Linked DNA regions of Homo sapiens: region 1 is linked to region 2. A link is a loop called in an ENCODE intact Hi-C map of the cell type or tissue named here. Cell type or tissue: endothelial cell of umbilical vein. All regions are shown on one strand. Each heading gives the region's core, and the rest is flanking DNA. Links, peaks and the distances in the headings are about the cores only. Region 1 has its middle 25 kb from the start of GHRHR. Region 2 has its middle 71 kb from the start of ADCYAP1R1.

Region 1 (4,391 bases), core at 71-4,070, 180 kb after region 2:
GCATCTCACTCTGTTGCCCAGGCTGGAGTGCAGTGGCATGATCATAGCTCACTGCAGTTTCTAACTCCTGGGCTCAAGCCATCCTCCTGCCTCAGCCTCCTGAGTAGCTGGGACTACAAGCACATGCCACTATGCACTATGCTTGTCTAATTTTTTTTTTTTTTTTTTGAGATGAGGGCTTGCTTTGTTCCCGATGCTGGTCTTAAACCCCTGGCCTCAAGCAATCTTTCCACCTTGGCCTCCCGAAGTGCTGGCATTACAGGATTGAGGAAAGCAAAAGTTTAAGGAAAGAAAGGATAGTTGTTTGGTCTCAAAGTATCTCCCTCAAACTTTCAAACCAAATGCAAAGGGAAAAAATTTATAACTTTTTAGTGAAGAAACCCATCAGACACCAAGTGATGAAGGTTACCATTACCAGCGATGGTGTCCTATTCCTATCATGTGCCTCATGAAATGATGTAACCAGAAGGGCATTTGGTATTCTTCCCCCAAATCCACAACCTCAATGCAATAATGAGAAAACATCTGACAAATCCAAGTTGAGGGACACTGAACAAAATACTTGACTGTCACAGATAGAGGAAACCAAGAGGACATGGTCAAATCCTGGAACAGAAAAAGAACATTAGTGGAATCTGAATAAGGTCTGTGGTTTAGGTATAATATCATACTAATGTTAATTTCTTAGTTTTGATAATTGTACTGTGGTTATGTGAGACGTTGCCATGAATGGAACTTTTGTACTATCTTTGCAATTGTTCTGTAAGTCTAAAATTATTTCAAAATAAAAAGTTAAAGAGACATAGTTACATTAAGAAGATGAAAAGACAAAACACTGAAAGAGGAAAAATATTTCTAAAATATATGTCTTACAAAGGACTCACACCCAGACTATATACAATATTCCTACAACTTAATAATAAGGAGATAATTGATTTTAAATGAGTGGACAAGATTTGAATAGACACTTAACCAAAGAAGATGTGAATGGAAAATAAGCACATTTAAAGATATTCAACACCATAAGCCATTAGAGAAATATAAATTTCATCATAAGATCCTACTACACACCTACTAGAATGGCTTAAAGTAAAAACCTGACAACACAAGTCTTGGCAAGGATGTGGAGCAACTAAAACTCTCTTACGTTGCTGGTAGGAATGCAAAATGGTACAGCTTCTGTAGAAAACCATTCAGCAGATGAACATAAAGCTAAACATACACTTATACCACGCAACAATCCTTCCAAGTATTTCCCCAAGAAAAACAAAAGTATACGTTCACGCAAGGACTTGTACTAGAACGTTCATAGGAGCTTCATTCATAGTGGACAAAACCTGGGAACACCCCCAAATGTTCATCACTCATGAATGGATAAGTAAATTATGGTATGTGCATACAGTGGAATATTACTTAGTAATAAAAAGGAACAAAGTACTTACACACAACTATATAAATGAATCTCAAAAGCATTATAAAAGCTAAGTGAAAGACATCAGACTCAAAAACTCCATGCAGGACGATTCCATCTATATGAAATTCTATAAAAAGTAAAACTGTGGCAACTGAAGGCAGATGAGAGGTTGCCAGGGCGCAGAGGTGAGGTTGTGAATTGACTGGAAAGTGTTAAGAGAGAATATTTCAGGAATGTCAGAAATCTATACAGTGACCATGATGGTGGTTACACTATTGGACACATTTGTTAAAATTCATCAAATTGAACACATAAAATTGGTGATTTTTATAATACCTAAATTTATTCCTCAATAAAGCTGATTAACATTTATAGATTTTTAGCAGAAAAAAGCAAGTTGTAGAATGTATGTGCTTTTTGAATTTAAAAAACCCTATATTTGCATATATTTTAATGTCTAGAACTATAAAAATAGGGAAAAGAGGAAAGGGATGGGATGTAGGGGATGGTCAAATGGAACATGATCTTTAATTTCAGTATTTCAATTGTTAAGAAAAATTTATTTGTACCCTCACTACTTGCACAATTAAAATTATTTAAATTTAATATAGGGGGTAGCTGATGTTATGGTTTTTCCATGTAATCTTGGCGGATATGAGAGATATCAGCCGAGATTTTAAGCTGGCCTGTCTATCCCATTAGCAGATGGACTCCTTGACCGCGGGGACTGACAAGTTCTCAGAGAGCACGTCTGGTGGATGGTGAAACTCCCAGGGTTTAGTCCCACCTGTACTGGTGCCCCCTGGTGGTGATGACGCGCAACTGCCGCCTCTTCCCGACGGCGACAAGCAGCTCCCGGTCTCAGGATGGCGCCAGGCATGCGCAGGCTGAAGGGTGCCCAGACCTGGGGCCGGGGGCTTGGAGCTGGTGGATGGGCCTTGGGGATCAGCAGTTTCTGGATATTTGGCCCAAATCTCCCTTGCTGGGGGACCTGGAAGCGACTCCTTTGGCTGGGGTGTAGTCCCTCTCCTGCGCCCCACGCTGTCCTTCCTTCAGGCGCAGGCAGCAGTCCTGCAGAGACACAGGGGCCTGGGACTTCAGAACGGATCCCCGCAGACAGGAGCCGCCAGCCCCAGCCCTCACTTAGCTGTGGCTCTGCAGGGCTGCAGGGGCTTGGCGGCCTGGAGCCATCTGCCGCTCTCACGTGATCCCCTGAGAGACCCAGCTCTAAACAGGGCTGCAGTCAGGACTGCCAGGGCTAGGCTCTGGCCAGGGTCAGGTGCAGGACAAGGACCAGGGATGAGAGTCCTGGGGACACCCTTAATAATGACACTTAGATGCTTTAGGTTTTTAAGACTTTTAAGTCAAGAGCCAGGCACAGTGGCTCACGCCTGTAATCCCAGAGACTCAGGAAGCTGAGGTGGGAGGATCACTTGAGGCCAGGAGTTCGAGACCAGCCTGGGCAACACAGCGGACCTCGTCTCTAAAAAAAATTAATTAATTAAAAATAAAAGAAAAAAAGACTTTTAAGTCAACTTTGCAGTTCCAAAGTGAATTTGCTGCTGAACAGAAATGATGAAACTGAGGAAGGGAATCCCTTATCCCCCACTGGGGCAGAGGCACCATCCTTAAGGGCCTGCCTAGCCCCACTCCCCCACAGGCCGTGGCTCCTTCCTCAGATGCCTCTGTCTCCTTCTCCCAGCAGCAGACTCAACCCCTGCAGTCATTTAGGAATGTCCAAAAGTGTCCTATCCAGGGATCATGATGATTGTCACCCTATGGTCCACGTTTGTTAAAAATCACCAAAGTGTACACATAAACTTGCTGAATTTTGTTGTGTGTAAATTATTCCTCAATAAAGCTGATTAAAATATAAAGATTTTTAGTAGAAAAAGCAAGTGGCAGAATGTGGAGGATTTTTTCCATTAAAAAAAACTATATTTGTGTATATGAGAGTTTTTTAATGTCTGGAAGTTTCCACATCAAAATCATTAAAAATAGGGAAAAATGGGGGGAAAGCAGGCAAAAGAGGTAGCACCTGTTAGGGGGAGGGGTGAGGGCGAGGTGTGGGCAGGCAGGGGTGTGGAAGAAACACTGGCCTTCAGCCAGACAATGTGAGAACAATGTGACACTTTGTTTTCCTCCAACCGAAGACGGTGGTTTGATTTGTGCATGGATAACTCATTTCTTTATAAACTTTAAACTTCACTGCAGACTTTGCCCTGTTTCTCCTAGAGCAGGCTTTCTCTATCCAGCCCTGTGAGGGGAGTGGGGCTAGAGAGGTGAGATATATACACCTGTGAGATACACAGACCCACCTGTTCCTCGCATGTGCCCAGCATGGAGAATTGGCCTCATTTTGCAAAAGGAGAAAGTGAAGTACCCAGGGTCTCACAGGAAATTGTTCTCTGAGCTGGGACTTGGACTCAGGCCCCTAGGTTCCCAGCCTTGGGTGCTGTCTGCAGCCCAAGTTGCATGCTGTAACTCCCCTCGAAGCTTTGGTTCAAAATTTCAATGTGCCTATTTTGGTTTGAAGTGGTTATTACACACTAACTCAAGGCACAGAGGAAGCAGAGCCCCCAGAGCATGGTGGGAGCATCCTGGGGAAAGGTGCCTCCCAGGCCCCAGCTACACCCCACACATGCACTGTCCCACCTGGCCCCACTCCCCAGGCATTCCAGATGAGGCAAAGCACCACCTCCAGGCCAGGGAGGGACTGGGACACCACAGACATTCCAGAGAAAGGACCACTTCACCCACTCTCCTTACAGGTGGGGAGACTGAGGACAAGAGAGGGCAGGAGGCCCACCCAGGGTCACACAGCCAATTAGAAGCAAAGCAAGGACTCAGGCCCAGGTTGGTGCCCCTGGCCAGTCACTCCCTGCAGAGCAACATACAGATGGGAGAAGAGGCAGTGTCTAAAAATGTGGCCCCAGGTCTGGGTAGGGACAGAGCTAGACAGCTAGGGCTAGAGTGC
Region 2 (4,391 bases), core at 251-4,250:
AACAACATGCTTCAGTGCTTGTAATGTTACATGGAAAGCCCAGAGAATGTTTCAAGATCCCAACTACAGACTTTGGTTTATTTTGGGTTTTGTTTTTTGTTTTATTTTGCTTTGCTTTGTTTCATTTTGTTTTGTTTTTGAGACAGACTCTTACTCTGTCACTTAGGCTGGAGTGCAGTGGTGCGATCTCAGCTCACTGCAGCCTCCGTCTCCCAGGTTCAAGTGATCCTCCCACCTCAGCCTCCCAAGTAGCTGGGACCACAGGCATGCACCACCACCCCTGTCTAATTTTTTTTTTTATTTTTAGTAAAGACGAAGTCTCACTATGTTGCCCAAGTTGGTCTCAAACTCCTGAGCTCAAGGGCTCCTCCTGCTGGGGCCTCCCAAAGTGCTGAGATTACAGGTGTGAGCCACTGTGCCAGACCCCAAATACAGACTATAGAATAAGTTTGGTGTCAATGCCATGATTTAAAGTGAGTATCCTCAGCAGGAACTCAATGGAAGTTGACGTTGACTGAGCCAGTACCATCAGAGATGAAGAATTATGACAGGAGAAAGGTTCCAATTGTTATAACTAGATAAATGAATCACCTAATTTCTCAAGGGTAAATTTTTGGAGAATTGTAGGAAAATGGATCTGGTGACAGTATCTGGTTGCCATATTTTATTTTCACTATTGAACATAAGTTGTCTAGGTACGGTGGCCACATCTGTGATCCCAGCACTTTGGTAGGCTGAGGTGGGTGGATCGCTTGAGCCCAGGAGTTCAAGACCAGGCTAGGCAATATGGAGAAACCCCATTTCTAAAAAAAAAAAAAAAAAAAAAACAAAAAAATTAGCCAGGTGTGGTGTGGTGCACACCTGTATCCCAGCTACCCAGGAGGTGGTGGGAGGATCAATTGAGCCCAGGAGGTCAAGGCTGCAGTGAGCTGTGGTCCAGTCCCTGCACTTCAGCCTGGGAGACAGAGTAAGACCCCGTCTCCAAAAAAAAAAAAAAAGAACTTAACTGAATTCATCTTATTCTCCATTATTTGTTTCCTGTTTCTTTCCCTCTCTGCTAGAATTATTGTGCCAGCGATAACAAGATTGTCATATCTGCTGCTATGCCCCAAGGCCTGGAAGAGTGCCCAGCTCATTGAAGGCACTCAGTCAATAAGTGTCAGTAGGCTAGATGAACAGTTCTTCCATGCCTAGATCTAACCTGACCTTCAAGGCAAGTTTTCCCTAATCCTGAAACTGGACCTTATCTTTTCTGGGCCTTGTTGATGGCACATGTTTTTGTCTAGATTCTGTAGCAGTAGAGCCTGAAGTAGAGATCCTTGAGCAGGGATCTTACAGAAGGAGTGCATGGGGAGACACTGAAGGGCAGTGAGGAAGCGGGGATGGGTGGAGGAAGGAGCCAGACCTCAGCAGAATCAGCCTCATGCTGATCCAGCAGGAGCCACTGATGTCAACCACAGAGGTGGTCCCAACCAGAGGCAAGGCGGCTGGGCGGTTACCCCTACATCCCTCAGTCACTGGCTACCGGCCACCCTGGATGAGAAAGGTGAAGGGGGTAGTCTTACCCCTCAGAAATCTGCCAGCAATTGTCTGCAGAAGAGGGCAGGGTAAGCTCTTAGCAACCCAACCTGCAGCCGCTGGACTGGGGAAGGCGCCTAGTCCTGGCACTAGCAGCTTTGGGGAGGATGCATTTCCCTGTTTGCCTTCTTTTTAGAGTCTTTATTAACATTCTTAAAAATAATAAAGCTTCTTGAGATCAAGATTCTTATCTCTTTAACTTTCATGTCCTCAAAAGCATCGGATGATGGACTTAGTAAATATCTCAATGAAAATCCAAAGATGGATAGATCAGTTATGTTAGTGTTTACAATCTAGTGTGAAAATTCTTAGACACATGTTCACTTTCTAAATGACACCAAAGCCATGCTTCTTATATTTATGTGGTCTCAATAAATAAGTTTTCTGTATGATCAGAAAAAAAAAAGTAAATGTGTGCTTTATCAAAAAAATATAAAGGGTTAAACCACTGCAAAATCCTCTGTAGGACACATTCTTTCTACAGGCAATGTAAGACTAAAGTTTTTCCTCCAAATGTAAATTATAGTAAATATTTTAACTTGTTCTTGCCCTTCATTATCTCACTTATGAGTCATTGTGTGGAAACAAGCCTGGTTGGCAGAAAAATCGGAACTGGAAAGAGCTCCTGCTATTTCCAAAGGGGAGCTCTTGGCTGCTCGTGTTACCAACCAAATGACCAGAAGAGGGCAGTGCACACCCAGACGCTGAATTTTGCCCTAAGAAGCCAAGATGGGGAACTTGTTGAGGGGCAGCTTGGCTGGGGGAGGAGTGGCTCTGAGTTCCAGACATATTCTGTTGTCTGCTGCCTCACCCGCCACTCAGGCTAAGTGACTGTGGTTGGGTCACGGCCCGCTGTAAGTGTTCCTCTGCTTGGGATCTGCCTTTCTGTGCTTCCAGGTTTGCTACTGTAAACCAAAAGGTGCCTGCAACAGGTCTCAATTTAGAAGTTTATTTTGTCAAGGTTAAGGATTCATGCCCGAGAGACAGGTCTGTGCCTTTCTCCAAAGATGATTTTGAGGACTTCAATACTTAGAGGGGAAAGGGTAGCTACTGGGGGAAGAGGAAGACATTTTTAAAAGGTGTGAGTTCATAAGAGGCAAACAGTCGCATTCTTTTGAGTTTGATCAGCTTTTCTCTATGCCAGAAGGGGTAGAGGAACAGTCACTTATGAATTCATCTAGCTCAGTGGATCTGCACTTTTACCTAAGATAAAATAAACATAGGGCAGAGGAAGCAATCAGATATGCATTTGTCTCAGGGGAGCCGAGGGATGGCTTTGAGTCCTGTTCTTTGTCCCGTACCTATGAAGAGAAGCTATCAGTGTACTTTGTCGGGGTGAAATTCAACAGAACTGTTTCAGGGTTGAGACACTGGGTCCCAGAAGGAATTTCCCAGTGGGCAAATTGTGAGCGAGGGAGGGAGGGAGGATTTTTTTTTTTAATCTTTGTAGCTATCTCATTTAGCAATAAAATGAGAGACAGGTTTGCCCCCAGTTCCCAACTTCACTTTTCTCTTTGGCCTACTGATTTGATCCTGAGATTTCTTTTCCTTTCACACTGCCCCATGGGCTGGGCCCAATCTCAGGCCTGGTGTTGCTGAGAAGCTCAGTGCAGCCTGGGTCTCCCATAGGCCACAGGGCAGGCAAACCTCTCCTCAGAGCTGAGTGTGTGGTTCCAATCAGGGATGGGGCTCTAGCCAGTCATTGGGGGGCCAGTCAAAGCTGAAGATGGGGACATTCTGAGGACCAGGGCTGGGTCTGATATTTTGATTGCTTGAGTGGGCGACAGAGAGCAGTGTTTCCTTAAATTTCCCCCCAAAGATATAAATCATGCCCTTCGCAACCTAATCCTTTCCTCTGTATCCCTTTCACTCTGGTGGGAGGACTCCTTTCCAGCAAAATTCTTTCTTGGGAGCAAATAAGGACTGCAAACTGCCAGGTCCCTTTCCCAGGGAGGGGCCTTTCCATTGCCACTACATCATTTCCAGGGCCTAAGTGTGAGGCCTGGAACCTGCCTACTCCTTTCCCAGGAAGTGAGGATGAGGATGAGGATTGGGCTTTCATGGGAGAACTCTCCATGGCTTCTACCAACCCTGGGGCCAGTCCCAGTGGATTCTAGGGGCAACAGAAGACTCCCAACTAAGCTATCCAGCTCTGAGCCAGCTGCCAGCTCTTCCCCACCCAGTCATTTCCGCTGCCTGGTTCTCAGCCAGCTCTGGAGCCATGGGGCAGGCTGGGATGAGGTCTGGGCTTTGGTGAGAGTAGCCCCTTGGTTCCTGAAGGTGTGAAGCCTGCCCCTAACTGCAAAGATAAATGAGGACTGCAAAAGGACCAACCAGCTCCCCGACTCACCACTTCAGATGACTTCTAGGTCTAGAAGCCCTGGGGAGCCAGAATGAATCCCGGATCCTCCTGGGGAAAGCTACTCTGTTTTTTATAACATTGTCCTGTGGGCCAGACCCAAACTCAGGCCTGGTGTTGCCAAGAGGCTCAGTGCAGCCTGGGTCTCACACAGGCTACAGGGCATGCAGACCTCTCCTCCAAGCTGAGTGTCAGGTTCCAAACAGGGATGGGGCTGTAGACAGTCCTGGGGGTGCCCAGTCAAAGCCAAGGATGGAGGCCCTCAAGCCTTCCCCTCTCAAGCCTGGGGCAAGAGATGACCCAGCCACCTTCCTCTCAGCCAGTTGCTGGTTTCTATTCCACTCTTCATAGACCATTAGCAGCATTTGATCCAGATGACTGTCCTCTCCTAGAAACCCTTTCTTGGCTTCCCTGTCACTACACTCCCCTGGCTTTCCTCCTACATCCACACTCT

Evidence for each region. Hi-C counts contacts between places; a loop is a spot of excess contacts. Peaks named below come from ENCODE experiments on the same cell type or tissue, not always from the same donor. Only the 100,000 strongest peaks of a DNase experiment are listed, where the experiment ranks them.
Region 1: a loop joins it to region 2, with 7 times the contacts of the local background. A loop is called at or near these places in 7 of 110 quality-filtered maps.

Annotation. Positions count from the first base shown.
Region 1 is chr7:30,936,763-30,941,153 of GRCh38, reverse strand. No RefSeq gene overlaps it. Among named protein-coding and RNA genes, the nearest start is that of GHRHR, 25 kb to the left of the region's middle. RefSeq lists an enhancer at 2,103-2,252. In endothelial cell of umbilical vein, for the core only: a CTCF peak has its summit at 2,222 (motif pointing left); a DNase peak (open chromatin) is centred at 2,193; H3K27me3 peaks cover 1,114 bases.
Region 2 is chr7:31,120,656-31,125,046 of GRCh38, reverse strand. No RefSeq gene overlaps it. Among named protein-coding and RNA genes, the nearest start is that of ADCYAP1R1, 71 kb to the right of the region's middle. In endothelial cell of umbilical vein, for the core only: CTCF peaks have their summits at 388 (motif pointing left) and 2,253 (motif pointing right); a DNase peak (open chromatin) is centred at 2,256.